Regions from separate parts of the Mus musculus genome. Here regions 1 and 2 are each linked to region 3. The links are chromatin loops, found by intact Hi-C in ENCODE. Cell type or tissue: heart. All regions are shown on one strand. Links, peaks and the distances in the headings refer to the core of each region. The heading gives the core; the rest is flanking DNA. Region 1 has its middle 62 kb from the start of Gm34029. Region 2 has its middle 35 kb from the start of Gm34029. Region 3 holds the start of Gm33609 (a long non-coding RNA gene).

Region 1 (11,041 bases), core at 1,210-9,209, 560 kb after region 3:
TAATCCCAGCACTTGGGAGGCAGAGGCAGGTGGATTTCTGAGTTCGAGGCCAGCCTGGTCTACAGAGTACAGAGTGAGTTCCAGGACAGCCAGGGCTACACAGAAAAACCCTGTCTCAAAAACCAAAAAAACAAAACGAAAAACAAAAGCAAATATTACTATAAAGAAAACAGAAACATCAATTTGTGTTAGTTATTAGCATAGAATGAAAACGCCACTCTTAACTCTCACATGAATCTCTATGATGATGGAAAGGTTGTTATTACAGTGGTTTTATAAAGAGAGAACTGACAAACTTTAAGAGGAAAAAAAAAGAATAAATTCTAGAATGTTGCAATTTTTAAATTTCGGTTTCTTTTTAGTCTTACCCATTCCCCCCTTTTATTTGACCTCTTCTGGATCTAAAAGACAAAAGGAAATGCATTTTCTTTCTTCTTTTCCAGTGAGAAGACTTTTATGGATCCAGACTGGATTTAGAACAAAAGGAATTTTCAATCTAGCTCTGAATTTTTCGGATTAAAAAGCTCGAAATGTTCTGAGGTTTCCGGTTCCAACCATTTCCCTTAATGTTAGCGATGACAACTGAGCCATCCAAGGCTCAGTTCCTGTCTTCTGGCTTCTGATGAGAAGAGAAACCAGCACTAACCACAACTTAAGGGAAATGGCAGTTGCGTCGCTCCTCTTGATGAAATTTTCAGCAGTATAGGCAAGCTCCCTTGATGCTAATATAGATATGGTGGGCCCAGCAGACAGGTGGAGTTGGCAAATAAATGTTCATTTTCTCCTTTTATGACTCAATGTTATCGTGAGGGAAGTGGAGAATATTTCCACAACACAGCTGTGAAGGATTCTCCAGCTCATCTATCAAGAGAGCACAGTCTCTCACTCCCCTGCAGTTTGGTACCCAGGGGAGAGCTGAGGAGGAAGTGGAGGATTCCACTCAACATTCTTGGCTCTGGAAACAAGTAGTTTCTGAGTTTGCTAGTTCTGGAGATCAGTTGTAAGAGTCTGTGGAATCATTTGCATAATATCCCACTGTGTAGAATCCCGCGGCTGTAAAAGTAGGGATGGATTTAGCGGGTGTTTACTCAATTTGGGGTCCACTCTAAGTCATTTTCCAGCTTGTCCACCATATACTTACATCTGGTGAAAGAGAGTTTGGCATTTTCCAGAGAGACTTTTTTTCTAACTTTTGAAAACTCCAACTTTTATAGGAGTCTTGATTGTGTTTATCCTCAACTTTTCAAATATAGTGTTTACTTTGTTAAATTTCTACTATGGGGGATCATCTGAGGGAAACCAAATCCTTCATACACAAATTCTCCTTCAGTGTTTAAAGTCATCATCCAGTTCGTTAAGCTAACATTCTAAACCTTTGAATAGTCCCTCCTGGAACAGGGTCTCATGTGTATTTACTTACGGATGAAGTCACTCACTTCAATATTTAGCACACAGTACTCAGTGCAAATCATTAAGGAGTAGAGTAGATCTGTAACCATGAATGAATTGATGACTGCCCTTGTAAAGGGCCAAGTGTCTTGATGTGTTGTTTAGGTACCATTCTCATTCAGGGAACAATACTGCGCCCCTATATATAGCAATACTTTATACTTTTACTTACCTCCAGGCAAAAGAGGATTTGGGGGAAAAATATTTAAGATAAAAAAAAAATCAATTTGTCACTTTTCCTATTCAATCAGTGGCAATCTTCTTCTTTCCCACTTAACCAGATGCATATTTTAAAGTATTGTTTCATTTCCTTCATCTCCGGTATCTCCAATGAAACGCCTAGTTTCTCTTCTTTCCTGTCATCATCAACTTGTCCCTAGTACCTTCTTAGTAATTAGATGTGGCTCTAGTGGCAATTGATTCAACCTTGTACCCAGCTCGAGTCTTCTGTAAGTCTCTTAAGGCAGTTAAGTTAGTAGGAGGCAACAAGGAATAGGAGATTATAATGAGTTGAAATATCGCAATACAAAGCGAGCTTTGGTCTGTTTTTTGAGGATTGGTTCATTCTTGCAAGAGAGAGAGATTTAATGTTACTGTATCTAAGTTTCTAAGGCAAGCACATCTATGTCTTGAAGAAAGTTCTTTGATTGTATTTAGAGGTTTTTAAGTTGTTCCTCCTTAATGTAACTTCTGATCATGGGACCTCTACTTCAGAGCTACATATTCTCAAGTGCTCAATTATTCTTGTATTAATCTGAAAGACTTTAAGATGATGTTAATTACATCACATGAATGAGTATGTGACAGCTTTGCAAATGATCGTAACGCTGTGTAAAATGAAATAGAAACTATATATTTTTCCTATTAAATTTATATGTTTAAGATAATGACACAGAAATAAAATGGAAAATAATTCATGGACAATTGCTGGCAAGATGTCCCAGCAGGTGAGGTCGCTCACCTTGCAAACCAGCGCTCCATCCCCAGAACCCAGAAAGTTTTCTTCAGATCTCCACACACATGCCACAACACACACATACCCTACCCTGACACATATACATATTCATACATACAAATTAATAACTAAAAATTATGCTATAAAGATAATACATTCATATGCAAAGGTAATAGATAATTTTAATTTTCTATTTTTCTGTTCCATATTTTTCCTTATAGTCCTGCCAGGATCTGCCCCACAAAACAAAAAACACCAGAGACCAAGTTCTGGAAACATGAACATCTTTCATGGGGGACAATTCAGAAATAGGCCATAACAATCTTATGCACTTTCTTGATTTTTAATGACATATGTCTGGGTTGCTTGTTCTTCAGAAGCATTTTTTATAGAAAGATTAAACTCTGTATAGTTTTAAGTGAAGAGGAATAAAAATTGAAGATGAAAATCTCATATCCTTAAGGAAATGTATGAAATAAGAGGCAGAAGCATTAACAGATAAAAAATTATCAAATTTTCTCATGTTGGATAGTTAAAGATTGGAATTACTTTTGAGCATTACTAAAGGCAATACTATCTTTGTACATTATCGTCAGAGCAATAACTAATAAACTAGCCCAGTGAAGGAGCTAGACATAGCAGGACACCTAAATGCCAGATTATAGACTCAGGGTACCCTCTGTCTCAAATTCTGACCACCAGCTGTTTACGATTCTAGTAATCAGAAGAAAAGGAATCTTTCTCCAAATACCCTGTCATCCAACAAAGGAAAATACACACACACACACACACACACACACACACACGCACGCACGCACGCACGCACGCACGCACGCACGCACGCACGCACACACACACACACACACACACACACACACACTAACCATTTGGTGCTTTTATACTACTGTGTCTCTGCTATCAGAACAGTAAACGGGCCTGTCATCATGGTCCACAGGGCTTTGGACACCTGTGGTTCCACTCAGCTTTCCTCTTTCTTTTCTTCCCTCCCTGCATAACGTCAGGAAGTGACTATGGTTGGCCATAATGAATGTTAGACGTCATTATATTATTTCCCTCTGTGGTAAAGCAGTTATCAGACAAATCAAGGGAGACTGGGGAGTTTTTCTCTGAAGCCAATATATAAAGCCAAACAAGTTATGTTTCCATTGTCATAAACTCACTACCACATGATCCTGCACAGGCTGGCTAACTTCAGGAATGAATCCCAGTCTTGTTACTCTTTGTTCTTGATGATCTGCTAGCTGGCTGCCCTTCTTGGGATCATTAGCAGATACAGTAAACAAACGCAGCCTCTCGTTAGACATAGCAAACCTGTGCAGAGCCAGTCACAGCTACTTCCTCTCTCAGGTCTTTAGTACTCAGTACTTCGGCTATTTTAATACTCCACTCCTACTGGGGCCAGGACTTTCATAAGATATAGAGCCATGTCCCAGGGCTAGCTGATATTATTTAAAGTTGTTTATCACCTAAACCTATTAACCATCCTCACCCATCCCTTTCCATGGAAGCCGCAGCAGATGGTCTGGTCCTCATCTCCCCCTCTTCTTTGTTCCTAACCTCATTGTATGCCGTGTACATTGTTCTCAGTACCTCTGAGTACATCAGGCTATTCTATTAATGGCCTAATCTATTGACTTCATCAGACATGAATTAAATAAAATTGACTTAATAAATGACTCCCACAAGCCATGATTCATATCTGCGAAATGTTACATTGGTTATCATGATTCTGTTTATAATGAATAGCAACCGTGCTGACTCAACTATAACATCATGTGAGATCCTGCAACCTGGTTAGATAGAAGTTCACAAATGTTCCATCCTTATTAAGAGAAGACTATTTAGTTTATTATTCAGACAATGTGCTTAAAAATATTTTCAGTTATTTGGGGTTGAAATCATATAGTCTTGCTTGCTAGGTTAAGGCTTTACCTCTGGGGTATATCCTCAGCTCTATACATTGGGGTTTTTTTTTTTTTGTTTGTTTGTTTTTTAAACACAAGTAATCAAAAACATCAAGATTTTGGGTCTTAAAAAACTGCACAGAGGAAGAATTTCAGAGTTTCAGAAACCCAAGAATCCACCATGACTGAGTAGCAATTGAGAACTCCCATCCTGAATAAGAACATCTAACTTTTAATACACAACTTACAAGTAGAAGCATTCGGATGGAGAGGTACAACAGTAAAATATAAACGTTCAAGTGCAATGCTCTGAAAAGTTTTAAATGTCTAAAATGAATTCAGGCTGAATGAAAAAAAAAAGGTTCACAACTATCTCATAAAGCCTTGTTTATTTTTGCTACAGATGCTTGTTCTCTCAATATTCTTTCCTTGCCAATATCTGGCCTTTGCTGGGGCGGTTTCCAATCATTGCTGCTGTTAGCCAGCTGATCTTCAGAGTCGTCAACACACGGACCCTGGGGAGCACGCGATTCCCCATTGTCAGCCTCTTTGCACAATGTGGCCTCAGCAATTCGAGCAGTTCCAAACATCCCTGCATTCTCTGGCTCAAGATTGGCATCATGGGAAGGCTGCCAGGATTCCAGGAGGGGAGCCAGGGGATCAGAGTGCCAAAGTCAGCAGGTGGCAATGGCCAGTAGCAACTCAGAGAGGCAAATTAGTCTTTCCAGCACTTAGGACAGCCAACAGAGGTGGAAGCCAGTGCAGTTCTTGTTATCCGATGTATAGGTATTGTTATAAATGACATCAGAGCCTTGTACACTGCTCACTGGGCTTGTTAGCCAGGTGGCAATTTCTGAAGCATCATTACTGCTCCAAGCAAAGCGTATGCTCTATAATTCAACTTAGATCTGAGGTCAATAAATTATATTTCTTGGAATTATGTCTTAGGCACACAAAGACTAGTTCTGGTATTGATTCAGTACCATCTTGTTAGTTGGTAAGTATACTTACCAGTAAATAAATCACACTAAGACCATTGATCACAAGTAAACCAGGAAGTGCTGCCTCGAAGATTAAACAATAAGAAACATAATATCTAGATGTGATATTTCAGAATTAAAACCATAAAAATTTGGTGATAGAATACACATAGAATAAAGATGAAAATAAGAAAGTTCTGCATATTATTTTCACATACAACCCAACATGCTAGTTGTTGGAGTACACAGAAGTCTGAGAGGAGCTAGCATTCTTATAGATCTCAAATAGCAACCATTGAAGACTCTGGGGTATAATCTTCCTTTAGCTTCTATTAGGAAAGGGTTAGCTGTGTTTCAGAGAAGTGAAAATTATTTACTATCTTGATCCTTTCTAAAGCAGAGCTATTAGGAAAGCTGGTATAATAAGAGGGTCTTCCAAGTTGGAACAATATTCTATAAGTTGAAATATATTTCTGAAATGTTCTGGGGTGATGCAGGCTTAATGGTAGAACACTGGCCAAGTGTATACAATGTCCTAAATTCACCAATACTCCTTAAAATAATAAATGATGGAAAGATAGATGATAGATAGATAGATAGATAGATAGATAGATAGATAGATAGATAGATGATAGATTCTCCAAGTCTAAAATAAGCCAAATCATTAAGTCCATGGATACTTTCATTTGCTTACAGCAAGAGAATATTTTCTTGAGCTTATATATAGGATCTGCTCTGGATGTAATGATTTTGCTGAGAAAGCAAAGCTAATCTAAAGAACTGCAAGCTAACATCAAGCAGACTCTGTACTGAATGTCGACTCCCTGCAATAAGAAGAAAAGATTAGTGAAACCTTGAGTAGTCAATGAACATCATCTGTCTTAATTAGGTTTGCAATTGCTGTGATAAACACTGTGATCACATGTAACTTTGGTGAAAATATTTTTTACACCTCGAAGATTACAGTTGAGCACTGAGAGAAATCAGGTCATGAAAATACAGCCGGGACTGGTACAAGAGGCCATGAAAGGGTGCTTCTTACTGGCTTGCTCCTTCTTACTGGCTTGCTCCTCATGGCTTGACCAAACTGCTTACATAGAGCATTCAGGATCACATGCCCAGGGATGGTCTGATTCACAATGGGCTATACCCTTTCACATCTATCACAAACCAAGAAAGCGTCCTACAGGCTTGTCCACAGGACAATCTTATGAGGCAATTTCTCAACTCTGGTTTCCTTTTCTTGGACAACTCTAGCTCGTGTCACTTTAACAACAACAACAAAAAAATTAGCTAACACACTGACAGAGGAAAGATGGGTGGGAAAATTTTAGCATGGGTGAATCCTGGAGGGGCCTCATCCTACAGAAACTTAACATAAGACTGGGAGTGCCTTATATTACAGCCTAATGGCATTCACTGAACCAAGCTTGAGGTGTAGAGACCCAGTCACAAGCCAGGGGCTATATTAGAACACTGGTAGTGTGCCTGTGTGACAAGTTGCAATATTAGAGAAGGGGACCTTCCCAACAGCATACACTTGCTGCTGGTGTCACTTAGTTCTTTGAGCTTGCTGTATGAGCTTTGAAACCATCCTGTGTGTCTAAGGCAAGTTTATCCAATGCAGACTATATTGCTTCAGCTAAAAAAAAAATCCTTAAACCATCTATCTTTATGAAGATAATGTTTATTTTTATGGAACTTACATAACCATCTAGAAATGTAATATAAAGCATTCTTAATCATTTCAACCCCCAGGAGATATCTTAAGTACTCTCCTTTTTTCCTTTGTACATCTCAGTATATAGTTTTATACATGCTTGGAATCACTGCACATTAGAACCTTTTTGACTCTGTGGTAAAGAGAGTATGCAGACAATGACAAGTGGTGGTTTTCAGTTCCAACAAAACCCAAACTATGTTGCTTATATACCTTGAACTAATTAAATGATACAAAATTATGAAACCTTATATATTTCTTCATCTCATCATCCTGAATTTGCATGACCATGTACACACACGGACACAAACATAAAGAAACATGCACACACACACACATATACACACATACATGCATGCATGCACATACATGTACACACATGCATATGCATACATGCACACACATGTACACATGTAGAAACATGCACACACATACATGCATGAACATGCACACACATGTATACATGCATGTATGTATACATGCACATGCACACACACATGCCCATATGCATGTATATACACACACGTGCACACAGACTATCACCACCATCACTACCACCATGTAGATGCACATCAGTTTATCTTTTCCATGTCTGCACATATGTTTTATAATTATGCCAACATATACAGGACCAGCTTTTCTTTTTTATGCTATTATCAACTTCAGCTTGTTTCATTTTTATGCCACATACTGTAGGAAGGTGGCTTCCAGACATTCCCTTTCATGAGAAGTCGAGAGCCTTTCAGCACGACAGGCATTTCACACATTGCATTGCTGTTTCTAAGCAGTATCTAGTACAACGTGTTTGGAACTGTGACTTCCTGGCTTTGGATTTATGTCATGTTAGGTTCCAGGGAGAAAAAAAAAGACAGAACATTCTGAGCTGGCTTCCCCTCTGGTACCATTCTCAGCACAGTTAGTTTCATTCCCTTCTGAGGCAAACACTAATGTACAACTCCCAGCTCTCACTCAGCCTTTCCTGTATGGGAGGTAAAGTTCTCCATATTTGAAACTATGGCTACTGTGATAAGTAGGCAGCAAATGGTGTGTGTATGAAGAGAGAGAGTCATGCTTAGCCTGCCTTTTTTTTCCTGGGCATGGTACTACATTTGCAAAAACAGCTGAGATTAGAAGTGAACTTCGCTGTGATTCCCAGCTCTGTGAACAGTGAGTTTTTGAGGAATCTTGGGAGACTCGTTTGCTAATCAGTGCTGAAATTTGGTCTCCTTCTGTGTCCCCTCTACCCACAACTCTTCAGATGGTCATAAGGTGAGTTTATAACATAATTCGGGTGACAAAATACTTTCCTTCTGCCTGTAATGTTCTTTGATTCTGTCAGCTGTAGGTCTATTTTTAACTCTTTCCTCCATCTGAGATTTTCAGAATGTGCCCAGTGGTGGTTTCTTTGCACTGTTTTTCTGTTGATCCTCAGACGCCTTCTCCTCGGAGAAGTGTTCCCTCAGCTTTCTGATTCACTCAGCACATCCCCTCCCCCACTGCCATAGGTTTTTATAGCCTACTTTGTTATCATTGTAGCAGGTACCAAATCTAAAAGACTTTGAATAACTCATTTGGCCAAGCTCTTTGCTTACTGTCTTTTGGTCAGTTGCTCTCTATTGAAATGCAAATGTTATATGATCATGGTACTAGTTCATATATACTTGGCACAGAGTAGGTACCAAGGAAAATGGATAAATGACACACTTGCTGCTTTCCTGTATCATTTTCAAGATATGGCTTCTCTTTTTCATCCTGCACACATTCATTGTCTTCCTTGACCTCCACTCCCCAGGTTGGGGTGAAGAATATGGAGAGTAATGATGGGTAGAACATAATTGTAGCTAGAAGGCCTTGCATTCTAAAAATAAATAAAATATATTCCATAAACCACTGACCTTGAAAAAGTTCTGCACCTGCTGGAGGTCAGTGCAGCTTGTTACAGACGGATTACCCAGGTGACCCTAGTCTTCATGGGAAAATGATAGAGCCATGGAGTGGAAACCATCCGGAAAGAGAATAAGCCAGAGACATACCTGCTCTTGTGCTATTTGAACTTGTGAACACCACCCTGTAGAGAAAATATTTTGTGTATTGTATGGATGCATCACCTGTCAGGAAAGAGGACATGGGATATCCAGGAGGAGACAGAATTCTGGGATACAGCCAGGCGGGGTAGATTTGCCAGGAAGATGTGACAAGTTGGACACATAGTATCTGAGCACAGGTAACCAGACAAATGGCAGAATATCAGAGAAGAGGTAATTATAAGTCTGAGGTATTTGTAAAAATATTTTGAGTCTGAGTCTTATTCCTGGGAGCATGGGGCTGTAGCCAGAACCAGACCAAACTTCAACACCACCCACGTGTTCTCTCTATCGCACCACAGCCAGAGAGTGCATGATTTTTAGTATGAATGGATTTTTTTCCTATGATCTACAACATTTGACCTCTTTGCTTTGCATTTTGGAATTTCAGTTTGTCCTGGTGAACAGATGAAAACAGAATTCCACCAGGGTGTGGGATGGGCGATGGTAGACTTGGAGGCACTCTGAGCTCACTGGATCAGGTAAACAGAAGTAGGTGAGTGTGAGCCAATGAGCTTTTGACTCTTCCTACACACCCAAGTGTGAACACAGGAAATCACAAAGTGAGAGCAGAGGAAACATCGCCGAGCCTAGCCCACTATTAAAATCAAAGTTGAATAAAATAGAGTAAAATAGAAACCAGTATCCATGAAGTACTCTGCATATGTACAGATTTCTCGACACGGCATAACCTGACCTTAGATACATCTTTTTTCTTGGGTAGGTATTTTGTATTAGAATCTTTACATGGGGTGTAAGGTCATGTCTATGGGGCAGCCCTTCTCTGAGGAGCCATCATCCAGCCCATCTGCTAAGGAACTGTGAGGAATAAAGTCTGCCCTCCTGGCCTCGCCAACCCGAGGCATTAATAGAACATAAGAGCTTACGCAATGGCACTGGATCTGTGGCAGCTGTTTGTTCAATGTTTCATGCTTTTAGTCACATCTGCTCCAAATGAGTGTTAATATTGCAGTGGCATCCACTAAGGATGGGCTCTGTCAGCTTTGCTGAGCATCAGTCTGACCCCTGCAACAATAGAAAAGGCACTGTGTCCCCCAATATGGTCTTTTAATACATTCAAGCCCTCTTAACCTGGGGGTTACTCTAACCACCCCTCTTTATCTTTGTCTGTCTCCTCTTTCATGGCCCCCTCCCATAAGAACCCAAGTCAGTGAATCTCAAGGAGAAAAACTGCATTTATTTCTAGCACTCTGTCCACCAATGTCAGATAACAGTTTATTCATCCCTCGGCCCCTGGATGACATTGAAGCATATCAACAGTGACAAAAGTATATTGAATAATTATCTCGAAATTAATACATTATCCCAAACTTAAATAAATGTCATCTGATCAATATATCTTGGAATGGAAAGGGAAGAGAATGTGAAGGGCATCGCCTCATTATTCATTAATTTTAGAGTAATGTAGGCTGATGAAATGGTTATCTCAGAGCACTGCTATAACACTCACTGGCATTTTAAATAACTCCCAATCTTTAACAGTATATATTCCCTTGTTAGAACAGCTTATAGGTGTTAACGCTTTGAATTCCGGGATCTTTAAAGTCCATTGACAATATTCAAGGACTGTTGCTATCATTTCTCTCTTTTAAAAATGTCTTTCCATTTTCTTTGGTAACTCCTTGCTGTGGCATGGTCTCATCTTAAGTCCTAATGAAGTAGCCCATTAATGCTGCAGTCCTGTGGATTCTAATTGTTCCATTAATAATATTCCCAAGGATGAAATAAATAACTCAATTATATTTCAGTTCTCCAGTGTGCAAATGAGACGTATAGGATAATACCTCCCAGAACTTATATAAACCTGCAGGAAGAATGTTTTAGCGGATAGGGGTTCCATATTATGAGAAAGCCAGTAGGTAACCATAATAGCTGAATTATGACCAGAACGCTTTGATTCATGTGAG
Region 2 (11,041 bases), core at 2,062-10,061, 470 kb after region 3:
ATTAGGATGTTATCTAGAGATAGAACAGTCTAGAAAATAAAATGCTGTGCACTCTTTTGCCCTTTACACTATTATGACTCTGATGTTTCAGGACGATTCCTCTAACTTTTGTTTAGCTTTGGTGCTGAAGGTTGAATGTGGACCCTTGGCCCGCTAAGCACTTTATCACTGGGCTGAAAGTACAGCCTCTAGAGAAGGTACAGGTTTGTTGGGCAGTTGAAAAAAGAGTATTGGAGATATATTGATTATAAAATTGAGTGGTTTGGGGTCTATGTGGAAGGGTTCATTGGCTCATTAACGCAGAGACAAGTGATTGGTGAGATTATGTGGCCAATTTATACACGAACAAACTGACTTACTAGCTACATATAAAACTGCCCGACCATGTGAAAATAACCTGTGTGCTTGCAATAGTTAAATAGTTCAAGGGTTCCCATAAAGCAGGGGAGGTTTACGGCAATATCTGAGGAAGGAGGGGAAGGCCTGAGGCGATTAGAGAAGGCGTGCAGGCACAATTCTCGATTAGGAATGAGCATAAGATGGGGACAGGTAGAAATAAAAGAAAGGAGCAGCACACTGTCAGAAAGGGCTCTGCAGAAAGGAACGACTTATTTACCGGACAGTGATGTCAGGTCGGGAGCATCTGCAGTAGGAAGCTGTGGTTATGAGGAGTGCGCAGGCGCACTAGATACGCGCTTTATGTAGATGTGCCTGCCAATTCAGTCTGCAAAACCTTTATATTTGGTACTTTGGGTTTTAGAGCCCAGTATGGTAGTCGTTATGGGAATCTTTACTATGTAAGGGCTGGCTTCTGTGAAAACAAACCCAAGAGTTTAAATTTAGAGAGCATGGGTTTGAAAGTCCGATTGCTGCACAGGATGGTTGACTCCATGGGTTGCCTGACCTCTGGGAACCTTCCTTTCTCCATGCGGATAAAGTATGTAGCTGCTGAGGATTGGAAGGCATTTGAGGAATAAGTAATTATGCTCATTTCCATCTCTACTTTGAGACCATTTGAGAGACCAGTGCAGGACTTAGAGAGGAAGAGATGAAAAGATTTGTGTGAATTGTAGTAGCTTCAGGTTGCCGAGCAAGGTACACGCAACTGGGCTCCCTAGTACTGAGCCAAAGCTGATTCTATTGAGTATATTTCAGGAGTCATGAGATCTGACTAAGCTGTTTGGAGCATATATGACATGCCTTCTGGAAATGGCCAAAACCACTTAGGTGATAAGATTTTCAGGGGTTCAATTTCAGAAAAGAAATTGGGTGAGACAAACAGCGAGCCTCCACACATCACCTGGACACTATTCCAGTGTAATGCTCCAGGCTAGAGTGGCCGAATAGAAGGCGTGATATGTATTAAAGAAACAAAGGTATCCCAGAGGCAATTGTCAGGGCATTAAGCAGAGACATGCAATGGATTCCATGTGAATTGGGAAGTGGGCGGCAAGCTTTCACAATTATCGCGATACAGGCTTTTCTCCTCTCCCTTCTTATAAGAGCATCCAGCACACATTCAGAAATCTGGCAACTGAGCAAACTCATGAGTGATAACTTCAGATCAGCTGGACGTCAGAGGGCCCCTGGAGAGGTTCATTAAAGCCAGTGTTTTTAAGCAGCCAGAGGGCAATGAGAACCATCAGCAAGATGTTTAAACACTCGATTCTGCCGATAGCCCAGCCAGCTTTTAACTGTATCATGGAAACTGTCCTGGGGGTGCAGCTGGACATGAATCCAGCTCTGCGTTGGCACAGCCAGAAATTCTCTTTTTGCAACAAATCTCCACCCTGGTGAGGTTTGTATAGTTTTGGCATTTTCATTGCAGATTAGTGAGTGAATCAGCCACCAAGCCAAGAAAAGGAGAGAAAAAAATCTCCAATAAAAGTCAACCAAATCAAGATGTCTTCATCTATTTTTCAGTGGAGGGAAATATAGCTGGTCTCCGTGATGTCAGGCGTTGCATTGTATGCATATGGGGGATTTTGTAACATCCGGTTTTGTAGGGCATGATGAAGAGGAAGCCTCAGCAGCATCCCTTATTATTTAGTTATTTTGCAAAGCTTGAGTAGTGACACTAATGTCAATTACACAAGCAAGGGAGAAACCAGAGGCACTCGAATTCAGGAAAGTAGCCAAGTGTACATGAGAACCGAGGAATGTCACCACCAGACGGAGGAAACTTGCAAACACCTATCGGCATTTTTAGGTAGAGAATGTTCAAGCATATTGCCGGTGGGTGCTGCCTGTGCCTTCATTTCTCTGAGATTTAAACTAAACAGATATTAAAGGCATTTGAAAACAATAAAAATGACAGCTTTATTCACGTAGATGTGAGCATACGAATGTGCGTGTGTGTGAGTGTGCGTGTGTGTGTGGGGGGGGGCACACAGGGGCATGCACAATGTGTGACTGTTGCTCATTAGATGGTGCTTTCCACCTCAGGTCTTGTAGAGGCGAGGGAGCCCTCTACTGATTAGAAACTGTACGAGTTGCGAACTTATCAAGGTTACTTTTAGTCCACTGCTTGCATCTCTTCCTAAGGCAGGGCATTTTGCTCATGTCTTTTTCAAATCCTAAGAGAAGTATTTTTGTTTTTATTGTTCGTCCTCTCTCTCTCTCTCTCTCTCTCTCTCTCTCTCTCTCTCTCTCTCTCTTTCCTTTGTTGTTCTTTTTCAAGGAATTGACGGTGTTGGTAATATACTTGCACAGGGGCAAGTAAATTCCGCTCACCTTTCACTGTAAAGGTGATTTTTGCTTTAATTCAAAGAAATCACAAAGGTTTACATGATTGTAATATGAATGTGAAACAGAAATAACATTCGACGGTTATCTTGGTTTGTCCAACTTGTTTTTTGGTAGATGCATTTTTTCGTGTATACTTTTATTTCTGAAATAGAAAAACATTAACTGAAAATGGTAGCAATGTGAGCTGCCTTGAACAGGTTTGGATGGGCTCTATTTTTATAGTTGTAGTTGTTGTTATTCTGTTTAGCTTAATATACACAAATGAGCTACATAGGGGTAAATTAGTAGCTTAGTTCCTTTTCTGTTTATCAAATTTCAGCTTTGCGCCTTTACAAAATAATTACAGACATGCTTAAAAGACTTAAACCAATAGGGGGGAAATACAATCAGACATGCTTTCGATCACTTTCAGCGTGGCCGGGTTCACTGTAGTATAGGGTTACTACCCTTCCTCACCCCAGCACGATGGCAAATTATGTAACATGAGGAGTAATCATTCCTGTTTCTAATAAGAAATTAATATATTTCTTAGAAATTTACATGGAATTCCATTCTATTTGTATAAGGATTTAAAGAGGAGTTCCTGAAACCATGTTTTTCTTAGATGTTCACCCTCAGTTTGTGTCTGAGTCTACCATGCTGCCTTGAGCTCTAACTCTGTGTTTCTAAAAAGCTTGATGTGTAGAAAGCATGGTGAGATAGCTGGCTAGGGTGCAGGAGCACTGTAGCTTTATCTCAGGTCACCTTTTGGCCCCAGCACCTATGCTGTTTCCATGCCAGCACCTACTTCCTCAGTGGTCCACCCTTTCTTTTTAAGTTCCTGAATTAAAGGGGACCCTTAGCTTTGCTTGGAGTACAAATATGAAAACATGTAGCAGGTAAACCCAAGGTGATCAGTTCACTGTTCATTACAATCACCATAAGACATGCCTACTGTGTGCCACCTTACTCACATAGTCTAAAGGTCAATTAGTGCTTCTCGAGTGCTGTGTCCTCAGGGACTCACTGGCTTTATTTCCTAGTAAGGGCAGAACAGCTGAAGCAGCCAGTCTGCCTCTGAATACTCACCTACAATGAGTTTGAATGGAGCTCATTTCTTCTGGCCTTTAGTGTCTTTAGGTCCGAACATCTATTTCTTGTTGGTTTGACTTCACATTTTTCTTGTGTATGTGAATAAAAATACATTGCAAGTCAGTTCACAGCGCAGAGCTGATTTGCACAAGCCCTGCTACATAGCTTCTGATGCTTTCCGACTAAAGAAGTTCAGAGTCATCAACTATCACGAGGTTCACAGTAGGCTTTTTTTATTCCTGTCACTTGCCTGTGATCCCTCAGCAAAACCCTGACACTCAGTCCTTCTGATGTGGCTGAAGGGCTTAGTCCTTGTTATGACCAGAAAATTGGCCACCTCAGCATGGTGTCAGCAGCAGATTCCTGTTCTGTATACAATTTAAGCCTTGCTGACGCTCAGAATGCAAATATGTCTTGGGTGACTTGGTTTGTCAGGCTCTCTGATACCTGCTTTGGGTTAAGGTGGCCGAGCACTTTAACAGGGAAGCCCTACTTCAGTTAGGGTTGTTTGCCTATCACAATAAAAAACAAATCCCGTTGAGGATGTGTCCAAAGTGTGCACATTCATATGTCTATGCAAATAGCATCTTATACAGCAGAGCGCTCAACTCAGCCCCCTCACATGGAATGCTCAGTGCCTGGAGCTACCGTAGCTTGAGTTTACTGAATGTTGGAGACGAATCGTTCAGGGTCTATGCTTTGTTCAACGATCAGGAATGGATACATATAATTTGGGACCAGAAATAAAATCTGCACAGGCAGAGGGAATTTAATCAAGCCTGAAAAAGAAATGATTATGTTACTTTTTGGAAAGAATCATCTAGTCTGCTGCATTTCCAGTGAGTTAATTTAACTGTCTGGGCAAAAAGTTCCATGTTATTCCAGTGTTATTATGTTCTTACCCACTAACCAGAGGAACAGCATTATTTTAATTTATAACTTGTTATTCCTCTTCATATGTAACCAGTAGGTCAGCAAACCATTTCCTTCAGAGCATAGAGTTGCCTGCTGAATAAAATCAAACTGGCACCTTGTACATTTCTGACATGTTTTGTCCTACCGCAGGACTGAATTGTCATGCTTACATTTGCTCTGCATAAACCATTGTTCTTGCAATACTTTTTTTTTTTTTTTAATGAAAGACTCTCCCCACCTAAAAGCTGATGGGGCACAAGTCACAGTGTCTCAGGAGATCATCAGGCTGGAAATGTAGTTCTGGTTCAAGATCACAGACAACACAGGAAAAGGACACCCTGCCCAGGAAAGAGCATGGCTGCACTACCCAGCCAAGCATGTAACTAACCGTTTAGTCACCTTCTCTGTCTATGAATGACAGGAGTACATTTTCAACAGGCAACCAATTTGGTCTAGAAGGGTTATATTGCAAATCCTCAAAGATTGCTTCTGGAATGTTCTTAGACATTATTTTAGATCTTTTTATGTTGGTTTCACTTCCCGGGCATTATTTCACTGAAAAACCTAATACTTCTTAAAATTAAAAAACAGCCAATGGTTTAATAACAAATGCAAAGTGGTCCTGTGCCAAGGACATTTTAAGAACAATCAGTCACTGCTTAAGACTCATGCAGGTAGGGCTACAGAGTATAAGAAGTGCCCTATAGTCTCAGGATTCCAGGTTTAGTACTTAAGTGAGGATTTGTCAATAAACTAAATCACTCATGGAATCCATGTCACTTGGGAATAAATTGACCACTCTATGTGTCAGCATAGATAATCATCCAATGGTCTGAAAATGGAAAACCCAATGCTGATAATTTCTTTCCATCTATGGTAATGAGCAACTTGGTCATTATCTGAAGTTGGTCATCTGTAATTCAAGTGTGTCAGTATTTAGGGAACCCTGTAAAGACTGGAGTGTGGCACTGTCTGACTTAAAGTAATCTGGATTCGCTGGATTTCTGCAGCCTCTCCCTTTACAAGACTAAACAGAAATGCTATGCTCTCACAAACAGAAAGCAGACCAGACAAGACAGAGCCAGTTTGATCCTATTTTTAACACGCACTTGTTATGTCACCTCGGGCACAGTCCCAAACGTCTACAGCTCAATTTCTTCATCTGGAGGAATTACACAAATCATACATTAATCTAATAGTTGGCTGAGAATGCAAGAGGAGTCAGGAACAGAGTGTTCAAGCATTGCTAAAATTCGAACGAGGATTATTTATAATTGTATTTAACACTATGTTGGCTGACTCTCCTATTTTCAAAGATAAAATAGTTGTTTCATCTCTGTGTGCCACAGGTTGTTTGAAGTATGTTACCTGCTGACATGGCATATAAAATTACATGTGTAAAGACATGTTTGTTATTATTATTTTTTTTTTTAGCTATAAACAGGCACAAAAAACTGCCAGATGCTAAGGTTTGGAAAATGTCTTGCTCGATTACACTTAATTTTGGGGTCTTCTGATATCTACTGTTTAAACAGTGACAAAGTAAAAATGGGAAGATAATTCCATTGCTCAGCTACCAACATATCAGTGGTAAAGCAGCATTGTTTGCCATCAATAGATCAACTGAGATGAAAGTGTTCAATGTCATATGCATGAAGGAGCTGCAACAGCAGAGTTTCCATTTTCAGAGAACAAATGGGACACTGTGTATTATTCTTTGGAAGTGAAATCTTCAATTTGTACAAATCTCCTTTCTTAAGATTCACTGAAGAGTTTGAAATGTAAGTGGCAATTAACCTAGTACTAAATATTCCTTGAATCTAAGATGTAAAAATTTCCATGGCTGGATTGACCGACTCTTCATATTCCCCAGAAATACTTGCAGTCACTGCTGAGTTTGTAACTTGCTCTGTGTCATCCTGAAGAACTTCTAGGTAGCAGTTTAGAGCTTTATTTAGTGGGCTTGGACTGCTCTTGGGCTTGGACTGTTCTTTGACTAAACTTCCATAAAGTTACTATGCAAGTGTCAGAACTCTTGCTACCAATATGAAAAAATACACATAACAGTTTAATAAGTTTATGAACTGACATTTAAGGCTTAAACTAATTTAGAAGAATTATTGAAATGACATTTTATTTCAGGCCTTGCCCCCAGCCCATTTTATTAATTATTAGAATTCAACACAGACTGGAACATTCAAAGAAGCACAAATGTATATAAAAGAAGAGAGGAGCTTTCCTCAAGTGTCTTAGTTAGGGTTTTACTGCTGTGAACAGACACCATGACCAAGGCAAGTCTTATAGAAAACAACATTTAATTGGGGCTGGCTTACAGGTTCAGAGGTTCAGTCCATTATCATCAAGGCAGGAGCATGGCAGTATCCAGGCAGGAATGGCACAGGCAGAGCTGAGAGTTCTATGTCTTCATCCAAAGGCTGCTAGTGAAGACTGACTTCCCAGGCAACTAGGTTGAGGGTCTTAAGCCCACACCCACAGTGACAAACCTATTTCAACCAGGTCACACCTATTCCAACAAGGCAACACCTCCAGATGGTGCCACTCCCTGGTCCAAGAATATACAAACCATGACATCAAGAAAGACCATTTCTCTAACTCTCAGTGGCCCTTAGCTGCCTAGAGTCCTTTGGCTAAGGGTGGAGCCTAGTGAGATGTCTCTATTCCTTGTTAGCATGTTTAAGATACCATTCAGGTCTTGTTTAGGCACGCATGGTGAGTTGGTTATCCAATACCAGGCTGTTAGACTTGAAATCATATATGCATACATGTAATATTATGCAGACTAAACTGGCTGCATTTACATATTTAGGAGAGTGTGTATATGGTGTGTGGTATGTGTGTGTGTGTGTGTTTACAACAATTTGAAAAAGAAACATGCATTTGAAAGGTGAATGTGTGTGTGTGTGTGTGTGTGTGTAATAACAATTTGAAAAAGAAACATGCATTTGAAAGGTGTGTGAGTGAGTGTGTATGTGTAACAATTTGAAAATGAAACATACATTTGAAAGGTGTGTGTGTGTGTAATAACAATTTGAAAAAGAAACATGCATTTGAAAGGTGTGTGAGTGAGTGTGTATGTGTAACAATTTGAAAATGAAACATACATTTGAAAGGTGTGTGTGTGTGTGTGTGTGTAATAACAATTTGAAAAAGAAACATGCATTTGAAAGGTGTATGGTGTGTGAGTGTGTGTGTGTGTGTAACAATTTGAAAATGAAACACATTTGAAAGGAAGGGTGTACATGGGAGGAGTTAAAGGAGAAAAGGGAAAATTATGTGATTATATTTTTATTTCAAAAATAAAATATTTAAAAAGCAAAAATAAAACAAAACAACAATAAAATAAAATAACAAAAAATAAAAAAGAAAGTAGATATAATTTTTAGGGTTAAAATTAGCATTGCCTCTTGTTTGAACCCCTAAGTAAGTTTTTCTCTAAGATTTATCTTTATGTATGTTCCCTTTTCTTTTTTCTTTTTTTCTATTTTTATTTTTTGTTTTGTTTTGTTTTGTTTGTTTGTTTTTCAAGACAGGGTTTCTCTGTGTAACCCCAGCTGTCCTGGAACTCACTCTATAGACCAGGCTGGCCTTGAACTCAGAAATCTGCCTGCCTCTGCCTCCCAAGTGCTGGGATTAAAGGCATGACCAACCACTACCCTGTGGTATGTTGCCTTTTCAATTATACTTTCTATCATATGCTGAATTTAGTCTTTTGTCTTTAAATTCTAATTTTACTCCTTGTGCCTTTCTAGTTTTATTTCAAGTTCTGGTTTATAGTTGTAATGCACAGCAGAAGACCCTACTGTTATGTGCTGCAGTTTAGGATAGGTACCTTGCACATAATCAAATTCTGCCTATGCTTTACATCTTTATGCTCTTTATATTCGGTTTGTTTTTCTGAGCTGATTATCTACCTAACCATCCACAGGCAGGTTCTAATATATCAGCATTTTGGCCTCGGTTTCCAAACTCAAGCATTTCTCAATATTGTCTGCCCTGCAGCTGTAGCCGCCATATTAGTTTCGTTTTTCTTATCTCTATACTAAGCTATTTATTGCCTTGCTATCTATGTCTCTGCTTGTACTCTACTCTAAAATGACTACTTTGATCAAAGTTGAATTCTCAAAATATATAAATATTCATGATTTATATTTAAAACTACCCATGACCTTGCATTGCTCGTTAAATGTGAACCCCACTGTGACGATGTCAGATAAGCCCACCCATGCTCCTGTTTGTAGAACTGAGCTTGCTGTTGTCACCTTGTCTACTTACCTATTCTACAAAAATCATTTTGTTGATTTTATTTCTTATCTTTAGATTAAGTTAATAAACTCTCATTGATTCTCTAAAATTCTAAGTCTTTTGTCAATCTTTTCTTGGCATTCTTTTTTCATTTTTCCCCCTGTATAGCAGTAATTTTCAACTATCCTAAGGCTGCCACCCTTTAATACAGTTCTTTGTGTGGTGATCACCCAACCATAAAATTATTTTCACTGCTACCTCATAATTAATTTTGCTACTGTTGTGTATCATAATGTAAATATCTGATATGCAGGATGTCTGCTATTCGACCCATGTGAAAGGGTCTTTCTACCCCAAAGGGGTCATTACCCACAGGTTGAGACCGCTGCCCTGGAGCTATATACCAGCATCATTTTGCATGTGTCTTTGCATGTATCGATCCATAATCCTCACTGTTCTCCTCGAGATGGATCTGCTGCAAAATTTTCTGTAGGCTCCTTGAGGAACTTGGGCTTTTATATTCCTGAAGTCCATACTTGGGTGGTCTCGTCCAATAACTCAATATCTGTCTTGAGTGATTAGGAGATGAAGTAGGTGACTCACTCAGACTAGAAGGTGACCATAATTTTCCATGGTTGACTGTACATATATTTTACACAAAAATCCTTTGAGAACTGAATACATGTAAATTAAAGTTTAAAATCTCTTTTCCAAAAATGAAAGTTTCTCAACACATTACTTTTCCACGTGGTCACTGATTGTTTTAAGCATATGGTAAAGATGTTTTAAATTGTACAACAGTCAAATGCAGTCAGAGGTGTTGCTTTGAAAGTCTGTAAGAAAGTTTAAATTCCTTGTAAGACTGTATTTTACACTCAGAAGTTATGATCTCTGAGAAAAAAATGTTCTTACTTTATTTAGGAGGGACTCTTTCTTATATAAGCATTGGCTTAATTTTGTTTTCAAGTATAAGATTTATAAAGAATATTGAAAGTGACAGAGAATACTGGCATGTGCTAAAACGTCCATGAAAGACTGACAAGGACTGGTGGTGGTAATGGTGCTATGTGTGTGTCTTTGTGTGTAATGTTACATATGGTCTGGCTCTCCACTGTGTAGAGGCATTTCTTTGGACAGAATAGCATTTCATCAGCCATGCATAAAGATTATGGAAATTCATAACTTTTGCACATTAATATAAAATGTGATAGATTATTTTTGGCCATTGTTCTTTTATTTCTCATAGTTTTCCTGTTCCCAAATTATTTTATTCGAGCTCAGAGCCCGTGTGCCTGATACTTGACTACAGAATTATGCATATGTTTCAAGGACAAAGAGTGTTCCTCATAAGGCTCAAAAACTACACCCTCAATTTAGCACTTGTCAGAAGTATTAGCACTCATCACATTTTATATGCTATTTAAGTAAGACAATTATGTCCACGTCTATGTAATATAAATGTTACTTGACCCAGAAAATCATTCTTCCTCAGAAGCATGGGCAAAACTTGCCAAAATAGCTCTTGACTCCTTTGTTGTGACAAGACTTATTCCTTCTCTTGAGCAAGATTTGAAACCAGAGCCACAGCATTTATATTGGTGATAATTCCCAGACAGATTTTTGGCTAAGGCACAGGAAAAAAAAATCCTTCAGGTTTAGCCCTTTTCCATTTGGTTCATGTTTCTGAACTGTTAACATTGCTCTGAGACCTGAGTGGCTTCTTTGTGATCCAGATATTTTGGTTTTAGGCCACAGAATCATGAGTCTACACATGATTAAAATAATGACATGTCTCACCACGGTTCTTGGCTTTATTATTTTTTTTCAGACAACTTGACATAGAAGCTATACATTACAAGAAATGCTTAGAGGTAGAAACTAGTTTGTAGTCAGTAGGAGTTTCACTAATAAAGTATAACCCTGGGGCTCTTGGTATGGCTCTGTTTTATCATCTAATGGTGTTGTAACAAGACTGAGTTCAACTACAAAACAAATAAACACAAGATAGAACACAAAATTTGACCATAAGTGATTTAAAAGAAGG
Region 3 (11,041 bases), core at 1,523-9,522:
ATTTAATGGGGCTAGCTGATATTGGTATGTCACTTCTCAATGTGTTGACATTGTATGCTGGAGTGATAATAACAGGGTATGTATGGAGGTGCAGGGAATGGAAACCTATGGGATGCGGGAGATGGGGTGCACAGAGATCGTCGGATGAGAGCAGTAGACTTTGGAGTATCTGGGTATCAGCAGAGTTTGGAGTACCTGAGTACTGTCTTTGAGAGCACTGATGTGAGAGTTTCTTGATTTGAACTCGGCTGTTTATATCTCATACTGTTCCTCTGAGCTTCAGATTTTGTGTGCATCTTTCTTATGTGTTTGAACATCTAAGCAGGCTATAAATATGCATTGTGCAGGATATAATATGTATTGTGCTCACCAAGAATATTTTCCTGGTTGTCCTTTCTCATAATTTGTAAGTAAACACATACTTGAGATGTTGGGAATGTGTGCCCATTATCCTGATACTGGTTAAATAAAATGATTTGACATTACTGATATCATACAGTTCTTGAAGACAGGGCTAATTTCTTTTGGATAGTCCTAATTGTTCAACATGAAAAACATCCATGAATTGGTTCTTAATATGTAAGGCTGGCTGGTTGACTTTCCAGGTGGGTAGACAGATGAATAAACCACGAGGCTGGGCTCCTTCTAACAGGGGGCTATCTTAAGTTGCTTCTTAGTAAATATTTTAGTGTCCTAAGGACACGTCTGACTAATTACACAAGTATACTGTGGTAACTGATCTAGATGTTATCTTTGGATGTATTAAAAACTGATTCAATTTGTCACAGTTTAAAGAACCCACCAGATTGATGGATTAACACAAAATACATAGTGAATATGATTGAGAAATTTTGTGTAACTCAGCTTTCAAAGATACATTTTTCTTAAATATTATCATAATCATATCTGGGGCTTGGCAAATGATATGATCTCCATATAAGCCTTAAGGCATAGAATTTCTTTTTTGGGTGCTGGAAAACAAACTTAGGCCTCATGAATATGTACAGTATTTTACAGCAGAGTCACAATTCAGCCCTGGATTAAAAAAAATTCCCTCTCCTTTGATAGAAACATTGTCTGATTAGGGTAAGACAATGGTATCACCAGGAACCAAGAAAAGGAAGAAAACTAAGAATACTCGTATGACCAACCGAAACGTGCACTCTACCAAGAGTTGTATTTCCACCAATTTACTGGGGTAACAGTGATGGGGTGACGTGAATTCTGGAAACCATTGTCCTTTGCTGTTTTCTTTTAAGTCAAAGTTCCTCTTCCTGTAGCTCGTTAGATACCGCCTTTTTCATGCTCATGGGTGCTTAGACACACATGTCTGATGGTGGAGATGGTACAGAGTGATAAGGTCACATTCCTGGGCTCACCATTGAACCAAGAGAGCCTAGTCAGTCCTCTTTACTCAACACTAGCTAGTCTATCTGGTTAAAGGACCTAATTAGACCTCTTTGCTCAACACTAACTAGTTTACCTGGTTAAGGAACCTAGTTACTGTTCGTTGCTCAATACTAACTAGTCTACCTGGTTAAGGTATGACCTAGTTAATCACCTTTGCTCAACACTTACTAGTCTATCTAGTTAAGGGGCCTATTTAGCCCTTCTTGCTTAGCAGTAACTAGTCTATCTGATTTTGAGAGATCATGACTCAGTCTTTTTTGGTTTTATTTTTCTTATTATCACTCCCCATCCAGAAAACAAAATAGAAAAGTGAGTCAGGTGGATGCTATAATAACCTATACTAAGCCTCATTTTTTTTCCATCAGAATTTTATGTGATTATTTAAATGTCATGGAAGAAAATGGGAATCACTAGAAATATGCGTTTACTTGGAGATTTCCCCGTGGAAAGGTAGGCGCTTATATTCTTTGGTTGATATTCTGGTATAACGTAGCTGAGGTAACTGCAATCTTCTTCAGAATGACGGAAGAGAAGCTGTTTATTTTGTGTGATCTAAAATGTAACATTTCAAAGCCATTGGTGCTATATTAACATTTCTTTATTGGCTTATGATTGGCACAAAATTTAATCTGTAGATAGACAGGCAAAAAAAAAAAAAAAAAAAAAAAACCATGACTGCATTTTACTCAAGTTTACCTAACTTCCATTAACCCAAACTGCACTGGGTTAAATAATGTTCTTCACCTCAATTTTTGCCCACCGAGGATCAGTGAATGTGACCCCATTTTAAAATGAGGTCTTTGCCAGATATATTCAAATTCAGATGAGATCATGCCGAGGTAGGTCAGACTCTTAAGAAGCAATTGGAAAATTGGGCCCAGTGCACTGAGGGAAAGCCATGTGGAGTTGGAGGCAGTGGTTGGAGACATGCTTCTGTAAGTGGAGGAACAGGAAGAGCTGCTGGAGACTGCTAGACGACAGGAGACAAGGGTACTCTCTTCCTTAGGGACTTCGAGGGGATATGGCCTTGCCACCATCTGAACTTCAGAAGCGCCCCTGTGAAGAGAATTAGTGTTCAAAATGTCACTATTGTCCCTGTAGGAAACTTGAGGCTAGAGAGTAGAAACAAGAGGATAGGAAGGGGTCTTTTTCATTCCCTCATAAGCCTCTACTTTGAAGCCATAAATACTATACTATATACACTGACTTTGGATAGAGTGTGTTAATGACAAGAAATTATTGAGTTATCAACTATTATTACATAAAATTTACACCCACACTTCCAGGGAAAGATATTTAAAAACCCTTCCAGCTTCATATAAACGAACTTTTAACTTATAGGCTTAAACAGGTATTAGCAGTTCTTTGTGATTTCTGGATTGGCTAGGGAGCCAAATCATCTATATTGGGGGACAGACTTTCCATTCTGGTGCCCAAACTGCTGATTAACTCAGATGATTTATCTAAGCCACATCAGGTTAGGAAATCCTGGGCGGAGAATGTCTTGCTTCTCTTAACAGCTGCCGTCACAGGCAACTTTTATTTTGTTGGGCTTTTGATTTTCTTATTAACGCATGTTAGATGCTCAGACATTGCTATTGCTAAGATGATGCTACCGTACATTTCCTTTATGATTTAGGGCCATAATATGAATGGAAGTAGTTTTTCACATTCAGACTGCAGAGACACTGATATAAAAATCCTTCTAATGTCAGTTTTTGGAAGTTCTCTTATTCGACTGCTATAGTCTATCATTCAACAATCTACATCTGTATCTATGTATATCTAATATATATATATATATATATATATATATATATATATATATATATTGTATATTTTTCCTTCACATGAGTTTCATTAGCTCAGAAAAGAAGCTGCTGGTTAAAGAGATTCGCTAACAGTGACTAAAGGCCATGTTTCCCAGACTGCCCTGCCTTTAGATGTGCTAAAGTTTCTGTTAGTAGACAGAGTGGAGAAGTGAGGCCTCCAAGTGCTCATCCGAGTCCTGAAGCCTGTAAATATGCCTCTGCCAGAGAGATTCAGGGCGCTTAAGAGACTGTGTTGTAGTGGCTTACCCAGTAGAGTGCTACTGGGAAGTAATGGAACCTTTAGGAGGTGGGGCCGAGTGAGAGATCTTTAAGTCATTGGATGGGGAGTGTGTACTTCCAAAGGAAATGGTACTACTAGGACCTCCTCTTCAGCTTCCAGGCCATGGAGAGAAACTTTCCATTTGCTCTCAGCTCTTGACATGATTTACCTCACAGGCCCAGATCATTGACGCCAACCAACCATGAGAACAACCGAAGAAGACCCTTTCCCTTGGTAAGTGATTATCTCAAGGAGTTAAGAATTAGAGAGCTATCTGTTTTTCGGATTTCCCCTTTCCTGTAGCAGTTCTGGCAGGCAGTTCAGTTTTAGTAGGAGACACTGATGCCCGAGGGGCTGGAACACCAGGATAAGGAACTTACGCCATGATCAAGGGATAGTTATCAGGAGTCTGTTCTCTCCCTCTACGATGTGAGTTCCAGGAGGTGGGAATAATCCAATTCAAGTTGTCAATCGTGACGAAAAGTGCCTTTACTCCTTAAAAGTTCCTCCTGGTCTGCGGGAAATACTTTCCATAATGACTGAAAACTACAGAAACATCCCTTCCTTTAATCCTAGTATGAAGTAACTCTCAGAATCTACTCTAAACTGACCCCCCCCCCCTAATTTTTTTTAAACAAAGGATGATATATGTCCCCCGAATGAAAGATTTCTCTATCAGTGAACTCTGCTTTTAGGCTTATGGTATTTCATTCCATTTTGTATTGAGGTAGATATCAATTTAGTCAATAAGAACACGAGTAAGAGAAACACTTCAATTTTGTATGTGTCCAAATATAGATGAGTAGGTGAATCCTTTAGTGATCCCCCCCTCTCTCCCCATTTCAAATAGCAAAGTTGGTTTCCTGCTCTGGGTTCTGTAATAAAGTAGCTTGGAGCATCTCACCTCACCACCCTTCCTCTGAGCCATCTTATCTACCCGATACAGGATGATCGCAGCAGTCACTGTTTGAAATTACAATGCTCCCCAACAGACTGAGGAGCTTTGAGTTAGAGTGTGAGTCCACTGAGTTTCTCCCCAGCGAGCTTCTCCTAATGATTTTAAATTGATCTGTTGGAAAGAAAATGCCTTTGCAAGTTTTAATCTTGTCTTCAGTGTATGACCCTGCATAAGGTCTTTTCGAGGAATGAGTGATAGTTTAAATTCATGCCTTCTAGCTGTGACTTTGTGTATGAAGGAGAGTGCCATCTTTCTTCTGATGCTTTCCTCAGAAGAAAATCCCCACCAGGGGACTTTTTTTGAGGAGTTGTAGCATGGGGGTCTGTGTGCTCCCTGTGTGTTGATACACTGAACAGGGAATGTTGATGAGGCACGAGGCAGAACAGCTTGTCCCTCCACAGCTATTTTGACTTTGCAATGTTGGCAGCAGTTGAGAGAGAAAGAGAGAGAGAGAGAGAGAGAGAGAGAGAGAGAGAGAGAGAGAGAGAGAGAGAGAGAAGGGGAAAAAGAGGAAAAAGTTGAGTGTGTTAATTAACTAAACACATGGTGCGTAGAAGGCTAAGGAACATCTAGGCTATTCTTGGTCTCCAGAGCACAGGAACTTTTGCTTCTAGTTCATGAATGAACAGCACTTGGAGTGTCTCTAAATGTCCTCGGTCTTTGTGTTAACAGGAACAATTGGTGCTGCTAATGAAGCACCATTCGAGCATTCAATTATCAGGTCTTAGCACGAGGAAGAGATGGCCAAATAACGGCTGCCTTAACAGATCCAGAATAAGGCTACGAATAGGAGACCAATTGCCAAAAATACCCCAGTTATGTTATATACTAGTCACTAAGGATTATCCAGAAGAAATGAACAGTAAGTTGTACTAGAACAGAGAGGCTTTTTAGAGAAAATAAGTGACAGTTTTGAGTTGTATATATATATATGGTAATGTGTCAGTTCTGAACTAAGGCTTTAAGAGGCATGGCTGTTTTCTTTGGCCTCTCTTATATTTCTGCCATCTGCCGTGACTGCAGCATGCCACTGTTAGCCAGAGTTCTTTTTGCTTGAGTTTCAGAAACCCAGATACAAGAAACCAGCTTGAATCTGTGCCAGTCTGGGACTAGTTGAGCTCTGCCAACTTATTACTGACCTGCAGACAGGTGAGAGAGAAATAGATGGGTATTCTGTTTGTTTGTTTGTTTGTTTGTTTCTTTGAAACTTCTGAGGTTTAGCAATTGTTTACTGTGTAGACTACTGGCAAAACCTCAACGAATACACTTTAACTAAATGTCTCTTTTACAGAAGTTGTTAGCATGCGAGGCAGATCTTAGAGCCTGCCTCAGTTTCCCTTTGTCATGTTAGTTTCTCATCCCAAGCTGTCATTGTGGCTTACCACCAGCTCTAACACAGAACCTATGATACTCATAGCCTTTGCAGTTCACATGAAGCCCACAGCTGTATGTGGTACCTAGAGTCTTATCCACCACCGAAAGAGCTAATGACTCAACTCAGGAGTGTGCTGCATTGTCCTGGATTAATCTCTGATCATAGGAAGCAGAAGGTGGGTGGGAGAAAGTAAACACCCCTTCCTCTTCTGCTGCTCACGCGCTATCCCAACCACAGAACTACATAGCTTATTTGGAGAAGCCTTGAATGGCCCAGCAGATACTTCTGTCAAGTGACCTGTGCTTTTTATAGCTTATTCGGAAGCAGTGAGTGTCCAGCATTGGCAACAGATCATTCTGTATGGCTCTCCATTCCTCCTTGACTCATTGTCTTTCACCTTGAGTTCCTGCCCAACTTCTTGTGATGCTGAATCATGGAGTGGAAGTGTAAAGCAGGTAAGCAAGCGTTCCCCTCTCCCTTTTTATGGTCATGGTCAGGTCTTATCACACCAGTAGAAATTCTAACTAAGACTCTGTGTGTATCTGACTGTGAATGCATATATGCCTGTATATGTGTGCCTGTGTAGACCAGAGAATAACCTTGAGTGTAATTCTTCTGTAGCCATACCCCTTGGCTTTTGAGACAAGGTCTCTCATTTGTCCTGGAACTTGACAATGGGACGAGTTTGCCAGGCCAGAGAGACCCCAAGGATTCCCTGGCTCTGCCGCCCAGCACTAGGGTTACCAGGGTGTGCCACTCACCCAGATACTTTACACAGGCTCTGTGGATCAATTGCAGGTCTTCAGGTTGTGGATCAAACATTTCACTGGCTGAGCTGTCTCCCCAGACCAATCATATCTGTGTGTCACATTTTCAATAACACAAACTACAAAATGGATCATGAGATTTGTGGGCTCTATTGTGCCCAGATTGCCTGATATAGTATATTGCATATAGTAAATATACAGGATACTATTTTAGTTAGTATGAAATTTATCTAATAAGCAACTTACTAAAATTCCATTATCGGCAGTATTATGATATATCTAAGGCTATTCTATGTAGCACTTGCACATTTTAAATTAAAGATTGGAATAAGCTGGTATTTATTATAATAGGATAATTTCTTTTCCACCCTTTTTCATAGAGGCAGTTCTCAGTGGGGAGTGTAGGGATCATAGCGGATTTCATTTTAGATGCTTTATATTTTCATAAACATTTTAGAACTAGTTTGTCAGTTTCTCCCTGAAAAGGAGCTGGGGTTTTGATGTGGTTTGTACTGGATACATAGATTTGGGAAAATGCTTAACAGCTGCTGGTCATTTACCTGTTTTACCTCCGCACATATTCAAGCTGTAATTGTATCCTAAGCATCTTGCACTTTTCACCACAGAAGGCTCACATAGCTTTCAGTAGAACTGATACCGGTGTTCGTGGGGTTTGTGGTATGACACATGGTACTGACTTATAACTTCAGTTGCTTGACTGTTTGTAAATTCTATATAGAAACGCAACTGAGTTTTGTATGCTGAGTTTGCAGCCCGTGCTCTGTGACATCTATTATCTTAGTTGAGTTTATAGCCTGCAGTGTTATATCCTATTATCTCAGTTGTGTTTGTTTTAATGTGTAGAGAATGGTCAGTGAAGTATTAGACTATGTAGATAATCATGGTGTTTGTTGTTGTTTTTTTCTTCTCTCTAGTGATGTCTTTTTTAAATTTTGCATGTCACTTTATATGTATGGATGCTTTGTCTGCATGTAGGTCGGTGCACCTGGTGTGTGAGCGTCTTTGGAGGTCAGAAGAGAGCACGGAATTCCACGGAACAGGAGTCATAGGCAGTTGTGAGCTACCATGTGGGTGCTGAGAACTGAGCCAGGTTTTCTGCAATAGCAAACCGTGGCCCTAACGACTGAGGACTGAGCTGTCTCTCCAGCTCTGGTGGATGCCTTGCAGTTGCTTCTCTCTCTCTCTCTCTCTCTCTCTCTCTCTCTCTCTCTCGTGGAATAGAGAACATGAAGAGGTCCTCCTCTCTGTCTGCAGTCTCTGACACTGCTTTATGGAAGGCGTTTAGTATTTTCCGGCTTATGATGATGTGAGTTATGGATTGTCATAGGTTATCTTTCAGATTGAAGGTATTTTTTTTTGTCATGCTTAAGAATTTGTAATTATGAATAGGTACTGGATTTTGTTACATGCGTTTTCTGTACCTTTTCAGGTGCATTATTTATTTTCATTTATATTCAGCTAATATAAGTAAATATACTGTGTATGTTTGTAGAGAATTATACATTTATTTTCATTTTAAATGGCACCACTCAGGCTTAACTGGCTGTATTACTTTCCCAAGACTGCTATAAACAAATACCTCAGGCCATGTAGACTAAGCAAAAGAAATTCATTTTCTCACATACTTGGAAATGAGAGCCAGAGCCAAGGTGTCATCTGGGTTTTTCCTCTTGAGGTGACAGATGTCTGTCTTGTCACTGTGTCCCCCACCATGGTTGCCCCAAGGTCTGTGTCTTCATCCTCTCTCTTTATCAGAACTTCAGCTACATTACACCATCACCCAGCAATCTGACCTTTCTTTCCTGTAATTCTCTCTAAAGGGTTCTAATTCTAAGTGTTCTGAGATATTGGGGTTGGAACCTCAGGATTTGGGGAATGGAAGACACACTTTACGCCATCAGTCACATTCTGGTTTCTCTTTGAATCCTATATACCGTTTGCATTTACACTGATCGACTTTTTTCAGGTTAAGAAAATTCTTTTGAAATCTCAGCCGAATCAGATTTATCAAGGATAGATATCAGATTTTATCAAGTACTTTATATACTCATTTTAAAAATCAGGTTGTAATGTTTGGCCACAAGCCCCATTACTGGTTGAACCAGCTCACTGGCCCAGTTATCCATGGGCTTCTGATCAGTTTAAGGTGCCAAGCAGAAATTCCCACCTGTGGGGTGGGCCTCAGCTCTGATGAGAAAGCAGTTGGTTATCTTCATAAGCCTTGTGACTATTGCACCAATGGACACATTTTGCCTGGTCTGAGCTAGCAATATTTCTTTCTTAATTGCTTTATTGAATTCTCTAATAAAATCATCTGCGTCTGAGATGTTGTTGAAAGAATGGGTTCAAATTATAATTTTAGTTTCTTAATAGGGTTATTTATGGTATCTATGTTCTTCTTGGATCTATAAGAGTACTGCTTTTTTTTTAATTTAATCAAATTTAGGAAATCTTTGCCACAGTTTCTTCAAACATTTCCTCTGTTTTGGGGCACTTGTTGCTTGTGAATTTTATATCACATATAGTAGACAGTTTATAGTTGCTCCATAGGTGTTTAGTTTATATTTTTTAAAAAAATCTCCAAATTTTCATTTTGGATAATGTCTGTAACTTTCAGCTCACTAGTATATTTTTCTTGATATGTGTAACTGGCCAATCCTCTCTGGGGTTTTATCCACATGTTACGTTTCATCTCCAAAAGTATTATTTGTATCTTTTTATGTTAGCTATGCTTCTACTTGATGTTGTAAGCACACGGAGCATGCTTACAGTGACTCTTACACTGTCCGTATCTGTGGATCACACCCATTGTTGGTGTTGTTATTTTAAATTAATGCTCTATTTTATCATTATAACTTATATTTTCTTACTATCTTCTATGCCTGAGAAAATCTGACTTTATGCCACACATTTTTGATGTGTTTGAATTGCTGGAACCTGCAGCTTGCATTTATTCCTGTAAGTCATCTTGACTATTAGTCTAGGTTTAAGTTGCATGGACACACTGTTTTTTTTTCTTTTTTCTTTTTGTTTGTTTGTTTGCTTTGGGAACTATATTATTACAAACTGAGGCTTGCTCAGTGCTCATTCTGCAGCTCCATATGACCCCACATGTTCTTATTTTACTTAAAGTTACTCTTGGAGGAATTTGTAGTATTACCGCCCCAGTTGTGAGCACCACACATTGTTACTACAGAGTAAAACTTCCCTGCCTTTGGGTAACTACATGCCACCCACTGATTAGTACTTCATTAAACACATAGGAAGGATGGATGACGGATCAACTGGATTTGTTTTTCCACGAAGTTCTTTGCTCATTAGTGTTCTGTAGCAAGCTTTTGCTGACTGCATGCACAGGACCGACAACAGTCTCTCCATCATCCATCAGGATTTGTTAGCATCTGCTGGAGTTCTATCACTGTAAGTCTAGCCCTGTCCACTCTGAGGGTTTACTGTATCTCTCCTCATCTCTGCAAGTCCTAGTTTTAAATACAGTATGTGCTCTTTCTCCTGTGCTCTGGATCTCCTGTCACACCATGTATGCATACATGTTATACTCTCATGCCTCCCCCTCATCACAAGTCTTGTGCTTTGGGGTCTTTGGTCAAGTAATAATTATTTGAATACAGGGCACTATGATACCTCAACAATCCACTTGTTAACCAAGAAGTCTACTTCAAGCCTAATCAAGCAATAGCATATATAGTGTGGCTCTGCTCAACACCGACTTCTTGGTTTAGGAAGGTGTCATGAGATTTCATTATACTCCCTAGAATGGTATACTGCTCAAAGGTCTATTTATGGAACTTTCTATTTAACATTTGCATACTATAGTTGGCCATAGGTAGTTAAAACTGAATAGCAGACAAGAGAAGACTTCCTGATAGCAAACACCTGTAGAGATCCCATTACATCCCAGACACATCCCTAGTGCTTCACGTGTATTGTATACATTCAATTCAAATGTCATAAAAGGAGGGCACTCTCATATGCTGCCTTAAAATTTTAAATTATTTAATATTTTATGGGTGTGTGTGAGTGTATGCATGCAGGAGCTTGCAGAGGTCAGAATAGGGTCCAGGTGGTGGGAGGCTGCCATTTGGGTGCTGGGAACTGAACCCGGATCCTCTGCAAGACAGTAGCACTCACGATTGCTGAGCCATCTTTTCAGCCCTGAAACGTTTGTTTTCGAGTGAGAAGAGGAAAGGTCAGAAAGCTTGATCAGAACCCTAAATAGAGTAAGAGAGAAGAGCTGGCGTCTGAAGTGAGGAGGACAGGCTTTAGAATCTGAAGCATAAGCCATATTCTGCTCTGTCAATGGGATGAGTCAGTTGGCTGGTGGCAAGAGACTCAAGGGAAATGAGGACAGCTAAGATGAAACCCAGACCAGAGAGTTTGTGAAGACTTTCCTATCAAAGT

What was found. A loop is a pair of places that touch in the nucleus more often than their neighbours do. Peaks named below come from ENCODE experiments on the same cell type or tissue, not always from the same donor. Only the 100,000 strongest peaks of a DNase experiment are listed, where the experiment ranks them.
Region 1: a loop joins it to region 3, with 4 times the contacts of the local background. A loop is called at or near these places in 2 of 42 quality-filtered maps.
Region 2: a loop joins it to region 3, with 3 times the contacts of the local background. A loop is called at or near these places in 8 of 42 quality-filtered maps.

Annotation. Positions count from the first base shown.
Region 1 is chr5:97,692,858-97,703,898 of GRCm38, forward strand. No RefSeq gene overlaps it. Among named protein-coding and RNA genes, the nearest start is that of Gm34029, 62 kb to the left of the region's middle. In heart, for the core only: no CTCF peak of the experiment used is centred there; a DNase peak (open chromatin) is centred at 4,914.
Region 2 is chr5:97,596,517-97,607,557 of GRCm38, forward strand. No RefSeq gene overlaps it. Among named protein-coding and RNA genes, the nearest start is that of Gm34029, 35 kb to the right of the region's middle. In heart, for the core only: a CTCF peak has its summit at 2,481 (motif pointing left); a DNase peak (open chromatin) is centred at 5,855.
Region 3 is chr5:97,129,997-97,141,037 of GRCm38, forward strand. It overlaps Gm33609 (a long non-coding RNA gene), which reads left to right and starts at 1,778. Exons shown (of 9, transcript XR_003955944.1): 1 at 1,778-1,860; 2 at 3,615-3,735; 3 at 5,524-5,608; 4 at 5,877-6,289. In heart, for the core only: no CTCF peak of the experiment used is centred there; no DNase peak of the experiment used is centred there.